Regions from separate parts of the Homo sapiens genome. Here region 1 is linked to region 2. Evidence: read pairs that join two places in POLR2A ChIA-PET (ENCODE). Cell type or tissue: Panc1. All regions are shown on one strand. Links, peaks and the distances in the headings refer to the core of each region. The heading gives the core; the rest is flanking DNA. Region 1 overlaps SAP30-DT (SAP30 divergent transcript). Region 2 overlaps GALNT7 (polypeptide N-acetylgalactosaminyltransferase 7).

Evidence for each region. Peaks named below come from ENCODE experiments on the same cell type or tissue, not always from the same donor. Only the 100,000 strongest peaks of a DNase experiment are listed, where the experiment ranks them.
Region 1: POLR2A ChIA-PET joins it to region 2 with 9 read pairs; 5 of 35 experiments call an interaction of 5 or more read pairs at or near these places.

Annotation. Positions count from the first base shown.
Region 1 is chr4:173,363,971-173,369,355 of GRCh38, forward strand. The region is part of intron 2 of SAP30-DT (SAP30 divergent transcript); the gene reads right to left. Among named protein-coding and RNA genes, the nearest start is that of SAP30-DT, 4.0 kb to the right of the region's middle. RefSeq lists an enhancer at 3,670-3,739. In Panc1, for the core only: no CTCF peak of the experiment used is centred there; no DNase peak of the experiment used is centred there; H3K4me3 peaks cover 261 bases; H3K27ac peaks cover 160 bases.
Region 2 is chr4:173,182,755-173,188,139 of GRCh38, forward strand. The region is part of intron 1 of GALNT7 (polypeptide N-acetylgalactosaminyltransferase 7); the gene reads left to right. Among named protein-coding and RNA genes, the nearest start is that of GALNT7-DT, 16 kb to the left of the region's middle. In Panc1, for the core only: no CTCF peak of the experiment used is centred there; no DNase peak of the experiment used is centred there; H3K27ac peaks cover 4,387 bases.

The sequences.
Region 1 (5,385 bases), core at 314-5,313, 180 kb after region 2:
TCTGCATAGCAACAAATACAATTATATTAAGAAACATTACAGAAGACCTAAATGAATTGAAAATCATGATTGGAAGGCTCAATGTTGAAGAAGTCGCTCGTCTCTCAGGTTAATGTATGGATTTGATGCAATATCATCCAAAATCCCAAAAGGCCTTTTTTGTTGTTGTTGTTGTTGTCTTATTGTTCATTTGGTTGGTTTTTCTTTTTTCTGGAACTTAAGCTGATTCTAAAATGTATAAGGAAATACAAAGGGTCAAGAATAACCAAGTCTGTGTTTTGACGAAAAAAAAATAAGGTAGAAGATCTATACTTCTAGGTTATCAAAATTTTTCTGAACGACTTTTATAATTAAGACTGTGGAATTGGCAAAGTACAATGGAAAGACTAGGCTTCAGAAACAGACCTACATACATACAACTTGATTTATGACAAAGGTGACACTGTAAAAGAATGGAATATGGATAGATTTTCCAGTGAATGGTACTTGGTCAAATGGGTAGCATATACAAAATAAAATTGTACCTCAACCACTGTGCACAAAAATCAATCATAATCTTAAATGAGAAAGGCAATACAATGAAGCTGTTAGAAGATAATGTAGAAAAATATCTTCATGATTTGGGGATAAGGAACTTACTTAAGTCACAAAAATCATCAGTCAGAAAAGAAAAGATAGATATATTTTTTCCTCATTAAAAGACTTTAAACAAAAGTTGCCACTGCAGAGTCAAAAGGCAAATTATGAAGTAGGCAAAGATGTGTGCAATATGTAAAATTGTGAAAAGGCTGTTATTCAGAAAACATGAATAACTACTACAAATCAACAGAAAAAGACACAATCCCAATAGAAAAATAGGCAAAAGACCTAACTAGGAACTTCCAAACGAGAAATCCAAAAGACCAATTAATATATAATCTCATTAGTAACTAAGAATGTTCAAATTAAAATCACAATTAGATACCATACATACCTACTTGATCTTTTTTAGAAAGTACAATATCAAATGGTAGGCAAAGATACAGAACTCTCATATATTGCTTAAGGAAGTGTAAAAGTTTGGAAATATCTAGTAAAGTTGAATCTACGCCTACCTTAAAACTCAGCAATTCTGTTTACATATGTAAGCAAGGAGCTGGAAGTTCTCACTCCAACTTAACAACATATATATCTTACTGACCTGCAGTCACGTATGTATCAGGATACATGTACAAGAATAAGAATGTTCATGGCAACATTCTTTTAATAGCCCTAAACGGGAAACAATCCATATGTCTATCAACAATAGAATGGATATATTGTAGTTTATTCATACCATAATGAAGAGAAAGAATTAAACTACATAAAAGTAGACCTTTGAAAAACAGAGTAAATGAACCCAAAGAAAACAGAATATAAAGTATATGAGTCCACTTATATAAAGTTCAAAAACAGCAAAACTGAAAAAAAAAGTTGAAGAACTATGTGGCAAAACTGTAATGAAAAACGAGGTAACAAATACCATAAAAGTCAAGATAGCTACTCCTGCTAGCTGGGAGATGGGATTTATGATGAAGAAGTGGCAGGTGATGGCTTTCTGGCATGTTGTCAATCAGGGCCATCTACATAATTTGTGGTGTCCAGAACAAACATCTTTTTTCTCTCCCTCCCTCTCTTTCTCCTCACATGGTGTTTTCTTATTTGCTATTTAATGTGGCACTCCCTTGGGCACAGGTGGAAAACTGACCCAAAGGAGCTAGGGGCCTGACTCCTGGTTCAGAGGAAATGGGGAGGATCCTGCACCTCAGCCAGACACTTCCTGCACCGTACCTCCTGCTCAGCCTCTGCCAGAGCAGAGGGTGGGGTGGGGTGGAGTGGAGAGAGTGAGCAGCCAGAACTCATTCTGGGGAGGAAGGGAGGTGGCAGGAGGCCCATGTTGCCTGAATCAATGCATTGTCCCATTGATACTTCACTGATAAAACACAAATTCAAAGATAAAATTATTGAGAATTACATGATGGTGATTGCAGGGCATTAAATGTCAAGCAGGAAGGAGGAGGAGAGTGGAGCATGTTGGCTTCTGAGCTTGGGGTCCTGTGCCACTGCAAGTCCCTGAAGCTGGCCCTTTCAGCAATGTTCTCTTTCCTGACCTGGGTAGCAGTTATACGGATGTGCATTTTACCATAACTGCTTGTCTCCGTTCATTTGTGCCGCCATAACAAAATAGTTGAGACTCAGTAATTTATAAAAACCAGAAATTTATTTTCTCAAGGTTCTGGAGGCTGAGAAGTTCAAGATCAAGATTTGATCTTGGTGTCTGGTGGAGGCTGCTCTGTGCTTCCAAGATGGTGCCTCTTGCTGCATCCTCACATGGTGGAAGAGATGGAAGGGGTAAACTCGCCCCCTCTATCCCTTTCATAAGGCGCTAATCACATTCATGAGGGTGGCCTCACCACCTCCTAAAAGCCCCACCTCTTAGTACTGTTGCATTGGGGATTGAGTTTCACAATGAATTTGGGAGGGGACACACACAAACACTGAAACCACAGCACTGCTTAAACTGGACATTCATGCTTTATACAATTTTCTGTATGATGGCTGAGTTTAAAACTAGATAAAGGAAAGGTGGTGTAAAACGGAATGAACTTTTGCTGTAAAATATAGAATTATTCACATATAGAGATGTATATACTAGTAAATGCATACTTTTTTCTAGAAGGAAACAATAATCTGTTAACACTGGTTGCTTCAAGGGACAGGGATTTGAGGAGATGAGGTAAAACAGGCTTTTGTTTTTCATATGAACCTTTTTGTATTATTTGAATTTTCTACTGTGGTCATGTTGGGATTATTGGCCAATTTATATGTTTTTGTAAATTAAATAAAATTATTTAGTTGCTTATTTTAAAGTAAAGCCAGAAAAATGCAATCATGTTAAAAGCCTATAGGGAAGACAGGCACGGATACATACTTTTTTAAGAATCATATTTTGAACCATTTTAGAAAGCAAAGAGCATTTTTGTTGATATGAACAACCCCCCTATAATTAAGGTTTCATAGATCTATATTTTTTACCTAGTCTACTCTGAGGTAGATTTACTGTGAAGCTAAAGGATTCAAACTTCAGAGTCCCTCACTTGGATAGACCCTTATGAAGTCCTGTACCTAATTTTAATTTTGCATTCATAATTTTACATACTTCTTTAAAAAGACCTTTCAGATTATATAATCTTGAAGCCCCCCTAAAACCTGATTCCAACCTTGACTGTGAGTTACACTCAAATCAAAGAGTTCTTATACCTGCCCTAAATATGAAGATTTGTAGAAATAAGTAACAAAACATGGTTGTAAAAATGTATCTAAACAAATAGATTCACTCAAGATACACTTTAAATCTGGCAGTGAGAATTAACATGTCCCCTACTCCAGCAATCTTTTCAACTTGCCAGAAATGAATCATTTCCTCCTATGTGCTATGCCTGTACTTTCTCTCTATTGTTATTGAGGTTTGTATTATGTGCTTGTTAAGCTACCTGTCTGCCCTACTAGACAAGAAGCTCCCAAATAGCTAGGACCCTCTCAATTATTTTTGTGCCTCCAGGGCCTAGAAAAAGATTCTAGCATGCAACAAGTGACTGTTTAATAGGATCTTTTTACAACCATTGTATTGTGTGTAAAGGAGCCATAGCTACAGTTCTTTACTTGAGTAAGCTTCATATGAAACTGATAACTATACATATACATACATGCACAGCTTAAGGAGATTCACAAAGTACTTATCAGTAAGCATCTTTCTTTTTCCTACTGAATTTACATGATTTGGTCACATTTTGCAGAAGATATAAGCTTTTTTAAGCACAAGAACCAAACAATATGAATTTCATGAACTATTTTAAAAACACATAAATGTACAAAGAAAAATATGAAAATTCAACATCCCACTGTCATGTTTCAGATATTTTTAATAAATAAAAACTTTAAAATTCAGAAGAAACCATCTTTAAGCCATTCCCAGTGTGAAAATTGATCATACAATCTGGATCATTCTTGTCATACCCAACTAAATCAGAATCGAGGGACCAGGGGAGAAAGCAATCAGGGCACACAGCTCTAGCATTAAGAATTAAGTTTTTTACAACCCAGCTGCTGAAACGGCCTGCAGTAACTCTAAGACCAGTTTTACCGAGTAGTTGCTGAAACAATCTCCTATGACTAAGACTGGTTTTATCTACCACTCTCACTCACCAATCAGAGCTTGCCAGCTTCCCAAAACTTTACTATAGTGCCAATGAACCTTCTTTCAAAACAGTAGCAACATTTCTCTTTCTAATAAAACTCTCGACCTTCTCTTTGTTCTTCTGACATACTAAAGACCACTCAGTCTGTGTGTATGTCCTGAACTGCAATTCTTGCTTCCCCAAAAAACCATTAAATTTAGAAATTCATCTCTTTATATTTTATGTTTACTCTGACACCATATACAAATTCCTTGGCCTCCTTCGTTGGAGATGAGCATCACCCTGAAGTTGGGATGTATCATCCCATCCATATATTCTCATTTTTACCACTTAAGAAAATGTATCCATAAATATATAACATGTATCCATAAATATATAATTATTCTGTGTTGTAATTTTTTTTTTTTTTTGAGACAGGGTCTCGCTCTGTTGCTCAGGCTGGAGTGCAGTGGTGCAATCTCAGGTCACTGCAACCTCTGCCTCCTGGGTTCAAGCAATTCTCCTCCCTCAGCCTCCCAAGTAGCTGGAACCCCAGGCTTGTGTCACCATGCCTGCCTAATTTTTGTATTTTTAATAGAGACGGAGTTTCACCATGTTGGCCAGGCTGGTCTCGAACTCCTGACTTCAGATGATCCACCCTCCTCGGCCTCCCAAAGTGCTGGGATTACAGGCGTGAGCCACCACGCCCTACTGTGTTGTAATACTTTAAGCCAGTGTTATCTAATGCAACAGGTACAATTTATTGTAATATTTTGTTTAACCCATTACATCCAAAACATTTAAACATATATAAAAATTTTTAATGTGCACTTCAATATTCTTTTTGAAAATTTCTTGTAGTAAGTCCAGAAATAAAAAAAAAGTCCAGCTGATATATACTTACAGCACATCTCAATTCATATGCTAAAGTTAGAGTTCATAAAATTTAAGTTGGAAAAACAGATTCATATATCTGAGTTGTTGCAAACACACTTAAAAGTATTCCAACAATTGAATCGAGCATCAGGTTTTTGGTTTTTGTTTAATTCAAATTCAATTAACGATTCAGTTTTTCCGTCTCAACCACATTTCAAGTGCTGAGTAGCCACATATGGCTAGAGGACAGCCTACTGGACAGCACAGCTTAAGGAGGTACACAATGTACTTATCAGTCATCATCTTTCTTTTT
Region 2 (5,385 bases), core at 129-5,128:
ACACACACACAGACACAACAGCGTGTTGCCTCTGAATGATGAGGCTAGTAGGTTACTCATAATACACACACACACACACACACACACACAGCTTTTTCTCTATGTACCTGATTCTTTTAAATTAAAGATAACCAAACCTTTGAATGATGAGGCTAGCAGGTTACTCATAATACACACACACACACACACACACTCTGCTTTTTCTCTATGTACCTGATACTTTTAAATTAAAGATAACCAAACCTTTGAATGGTGAGGCTAGCAGGTTACTCATAATCCACACACATAAACACACACACACACACACACACACACACACACACACACACACACACACTGCTTTTTCTCTGTGTACCTGATACTTTTTAATTAAAGGTAAAAGGTAACCGAACCTTTAACTCTTGAGCCAGTGATAATGAGAAAATAAAATTTCATTTCTAAAATTAGAGATAATGGAACTTAAAAAAAATGTGTTCTCTGTGTCATCTCTGTGCACCCCCTCCCACTATTCCTCTCACACGCTGCACTTTTTTTTTTTTTTTAAAGCTGCATTAATAGGCTGTTATATCCTTTGAAATACCACAGGTCTTGAGAGGGATGAATGATGAAATGTAAAGATCAGTGATTGAGCAGGAATGGGAGAAAGATTAGGGATTGGGTTTTCTGGCACAAGGCTCCTTTCTGTCAAAGGACTGCAAATTTTCCTGGGTTGACGTGGGCTTAATTTTTTTTTTTTCCCCAAGGCAGAAGAATTTTTCTTAGTACAGAACAAAATGGAGTCTCCTATGTCTACTTCTTTCTACACAGACACAGTAACAATCTGATCTCTCTTTCTTTTCCCCACATTTCCCCCTTTTCTATTCGACAAAACCGCCATCGTCATCATGGCCCGTTCTCAATGAGCTGTTGGGTACACCTCCCAGACGGGGCGGCCGGGCAGAAGCGCCCCCCCACCTCCCAGACGGGGCGGCGGCCGGGCGGGGTCTGCCCCCCACCTCCCGGACGGGGCGGCTGGCCTGGCAGGGACTGCCCCCCACCTCCCTGACGGCGCGGCTGGCCGGGCGGGGACTGTCCCCCACCTCCCAGACGGGGCGGCTGCCGGGCGGAGACGCTCATCACTTCCCAGACGGGGCGGCTGCCGGGTGGAGGGGCTCCTCACTTCTCAGACGGGGCGGCCAGGCAGAGACGCTCCTCACCTCCCAGACGGGGTCGCGGCCGGGCAGAGGCGCTCTTCACATCTCAGACGGGTCGGTGGGGCAGAGGCGCTCCCCACATTCCAGACGATGGGCGGCCGGGCAGAGACGCTCCTCACTTCCTAGACAGGATGAGGGTCGGGAAGAGGCTCTCCTCACTTCCCAGACTGGGCGGCGGGGCAGAGGGGCTCCTCACATCCCAGACGATGGGCGGCCAGGCAGAGACGCTCCTCACTTCCTAGACGGGGTGGCGGCCGGGCAGAGGCTGCAATCTCGGCACTTTGGGAGGCCAAGGCAGGCGGCTGGGAGGTGGAGGTTGTAGCGAGCCGAGATCACGCCACTGCACTCCAGCCTGGGCAACATTGAGCACTGAGTGAGCGAGACTCCGTCTGCAATCCCTGCACCTAGGGAGGCTGAGGCTGGCAGATCACTCGCGGTCAGGAGCTGGAGACCAGCCCGACCAACACGGCGAAACCCCGTCTCCACCAAGAAATATGAAAACCAGTCAGGCATGGTGGCGCCCGCCTGCAATCCCAGGCACTCGGCAGGCTGAGGCAGGAGAATCAGGCAGGGAGATTGCAGTGGGTCGAGATGGCGGCAGTACAGTCCAGCCTCGGCTCGGCATCAGAGGGAGACCAGGGAGAGGGAGCTCGGCATCAGAGGGAGACCAGGGAGAGGGAGAGGGAGGGGGAGGGGGAGGGGGAGAAGTGGGCTTAATTTAAAATTGCCTTATATATGCAGTGATGAAAATCAAATCAAATTTAAATTACTATATGGAACAACTTCCTGATAATGTAAAAAAAAAACTGATTTAGGAGAGGGTTTTCGGTACTTTGAAATATTAATATTATGAAAGTTGAACACTGATGTTTCAATCTGCTTCACTCCATCCCCATTACTTCTTGTCAGCTGTCTATGAGCATTGGGCCACTTGCCACAGTTTTACATGATAACCATATTTAAGTGGTAAAAAAGATCAGAACATATACAGTGCCTTCTTAAGTCAGGTTCCTGATTTATTTCTGGTACTATCCATTTAGATACATATTAATTTACCTAATTTCTTAAATCCATGGACCAGTACTGATATTCCTGTTTGTCTTTATTTAGGATTTTACATGTGTACGTTAAAAAATACATTGGTAACAGCTGACTGACAACCAAAAAAGTAAAAAAGCAAAACAAAAATCACCGTGCTTTGACAGGTTTGTCATGAAGCAAAATGCATGAGAAATTTGATCTGTTTCAGTTTGCTTGTTATCAGTCAGAAATCACCTTTGCTTTGCCCAGAGAAGACTCAGGTTCACTGAATTCTCTTCACCACTCCGTGAAAGTGTGTAGCAGCATGGACAGCCCATGTTATGTACAGAGTAAATGGTGCACTGGGTGGCATGTGGAATCTTGAAAGGACAGTGTCTCTTAGATGCTTAACTTACTACTGGGAGTGAAGAAGATCAATGAATCTCAAAAAAAAAAAAAAGTGGAAAAATTCCTTTTGGGGAAAAGAAGCTAGTATAATTTAGGGTTTTAATTACTATCATACTTGATTGAGAGAAATCCCTTACTCTTAAAATAATACAGGTACTGCATTTCTTATTTTATAATACTGCTTAAATGCTTCCTGTCCTAGGCAGTATAATGAATTAAAATGTAGTAGATATTTAGCACAAGCAAAAAGGACTTACAGTTTAGGAATACTAAATTCAGAACTCTGTATTGTAACAAGTTACCAGGAAGTAGTGGGGGTTAAATCTGTGCTGCTGGGAAAGTGTGTTTTGTTTTGTTTTTTTAATTTCCTTGTATACATCTTAGAGTCTGCAGTTTGTATGAACCGTGTGCTAGTCAAGAAAGAGATAAATAAGCATTATTTAGGTTCAAGAGATTTAGCAATCTTATGGTTTTGGGATAAGCTGCTATCCTAGTGATGTTTTCTTGTCACTGTCTCACTGAGATTTTGAAAAACTCAAACACATCCTTAATCAATTTGAAAGATTCCTAGGGAAATTACATTCAACTTGATTATGGTATTCCTTATGAGAGCTTGGGCATAGGGCAAGGAGAGTGAACTTTAAGGTGTAGGAAGAAGATAAGTATGTGCCACATAAAAGGAGGAGGGGCCTGCTATATAGTACAAGGTCATGGCTTAAGCCAATCATTTGTCATGGGGTTGGGGAGTCTGAAGGATGAGTGGGTCTATTTTAAAAAAAAATTGCGTTGATAACCATGAACATTAATCCTTATGAATACTAAATGTTCTAGAGAAATTATATTGATGTGTAATTTTCCTTATTGTGAAACATATAGCTCCCCAAGGACAAGGTGGCAGCTGGCGGATTAAAAATAAAAGCTGACATCATTATATAGTAAAAGTACACATGGACTCTGACATGGGTTAAAATGCTGGTGCAATCACTGTTAATAGCGTTAGTGAGTTTCGCTGAGTGATTTACTTTCTGAGAGCTTCCTTTTCCTCATCTGTAAAGTAGACATAAAATCAACTTCATAGCAATGTTCTTGTGCTTCCTTTAGATACGTTTATCAGAGCTTCTATGGCTGGGTTTAACTTGCACTTTTATACATACTGTTTTTCCTTCCTTCTGTTCCTTCTTCTTGGATGAGCACCATAATTTGTACATAGTTTCAAGAGTGCTTTAAAAATGAAAATACTTAAGTTCTGCAAACTTATTATGAATTCATTATTTTGAATTGTAAGTGAAGGAGGGCTGAATATTGTCTTTTCTCCTGGACTTTTAGACTTTTGCCTTAAAAGTTATATCCTTAAATGAACAGTGTTCTCAAATGGGGAAAGAGGAAAATATTATTGTTTACTTACTTTTTTTTTTTTGAGATGGAGTCTTGCTCTGTCACCAGGCTGGAGTGCTGTGGTGCAATCTTGGCTCACTGCAACCTCCAACTCCCTGGGTCTCCTGCCTTACTCTCACGAGTAGCTGGCATTACAGGTGCATACCACCATGCCCAGCTAATTTTTTAATATTTTTAGTAGAGACGGATGTTGGCCAGGATGGTCTCGATCTCCTGACCTCGTGATCCACCCGCCTCGGCCGCCCAAAGTGCTGGAATTACAGGTGTGAGCCACCGCACCCGGCCTACTTACTTTTAAAATACATTTACATTAAGAAAAAAAGAATGTATGTTCATTGTAGAAAATATTACAAAGTTAAAGCAAGTAAGAAACAAAATTATCTACAACCCATCCTATCCAAAGATAATTATCATTAGCTATTGGTGTATTTCTTGCCTAAATATATGTACTATACATAGACATAGTCCACAGTATAAATAAACTCTGTGGATTGCTTTTTTAATTTCACTGTAGAAATATTTTAATTGTTGTTAGGATATGTATAGATTTGTAATTTTTTTTAACCATCTGGTCATTTTAGTATTGAGATGGTTTGAGGAAAGAGGACATTAGAAAAAAAAAAAAAACCTGTGTACTGGGAATTACAGATCTGAAATTGTCATATACACCACATTTGCAAAATTTTTTCACCTGCCCTTGAAAAAAACCAAGGCATGATTTTGAATTTTATAAGATGGTCTATTAAGATTGCTGAAACTTGGAGTGCTTTCTGGCAAAACCAGCAATTAAATGAAGAGAAACAGAAGCCATCACTAGAAGAGCAACTATTTTGTGGCAGTTACTTGTTTCACTATCTCTTCCCTGTTCTTTACCCCAACATAGTTCATAACTTAAAGTTGTGGACTTTAAAGCACTCTAAGGCTTTTAAACTTCTGCCTAGTGAGTTAGTATTAAGAAATTTAAGTCAGTGCCATGGGGTTAAATATGAGGTTTAATAAAAATATTGGTTTCTTAATTTTGTTTATTAGTCTTACTCCTATAGTCTGTGTGTCGTGAAGCATAATTTCTCTTTTCTTTCTCCTGATGCAACTCAGCCACTCCAGGATTTTCTCATTTTCCTTCATATTATGAATATGTAAAAATTAAAACAAATACCTTTTCTTTTAGTCATTGCATAGTTGGACTACACTTATTTCACTCTGAGGTGATAGGGCTCTTCTTTTCTATGTCTTTGCATCTTAAATACATACAGACATTATGCATTTATTTATACTTATATACTAATACAACAGGTCAGCACAGTCACTCCTCACCCATGTGGGGAGCCAAAATTCTAGTCTGAAAATTGAGCATCAAATACTAATAAGT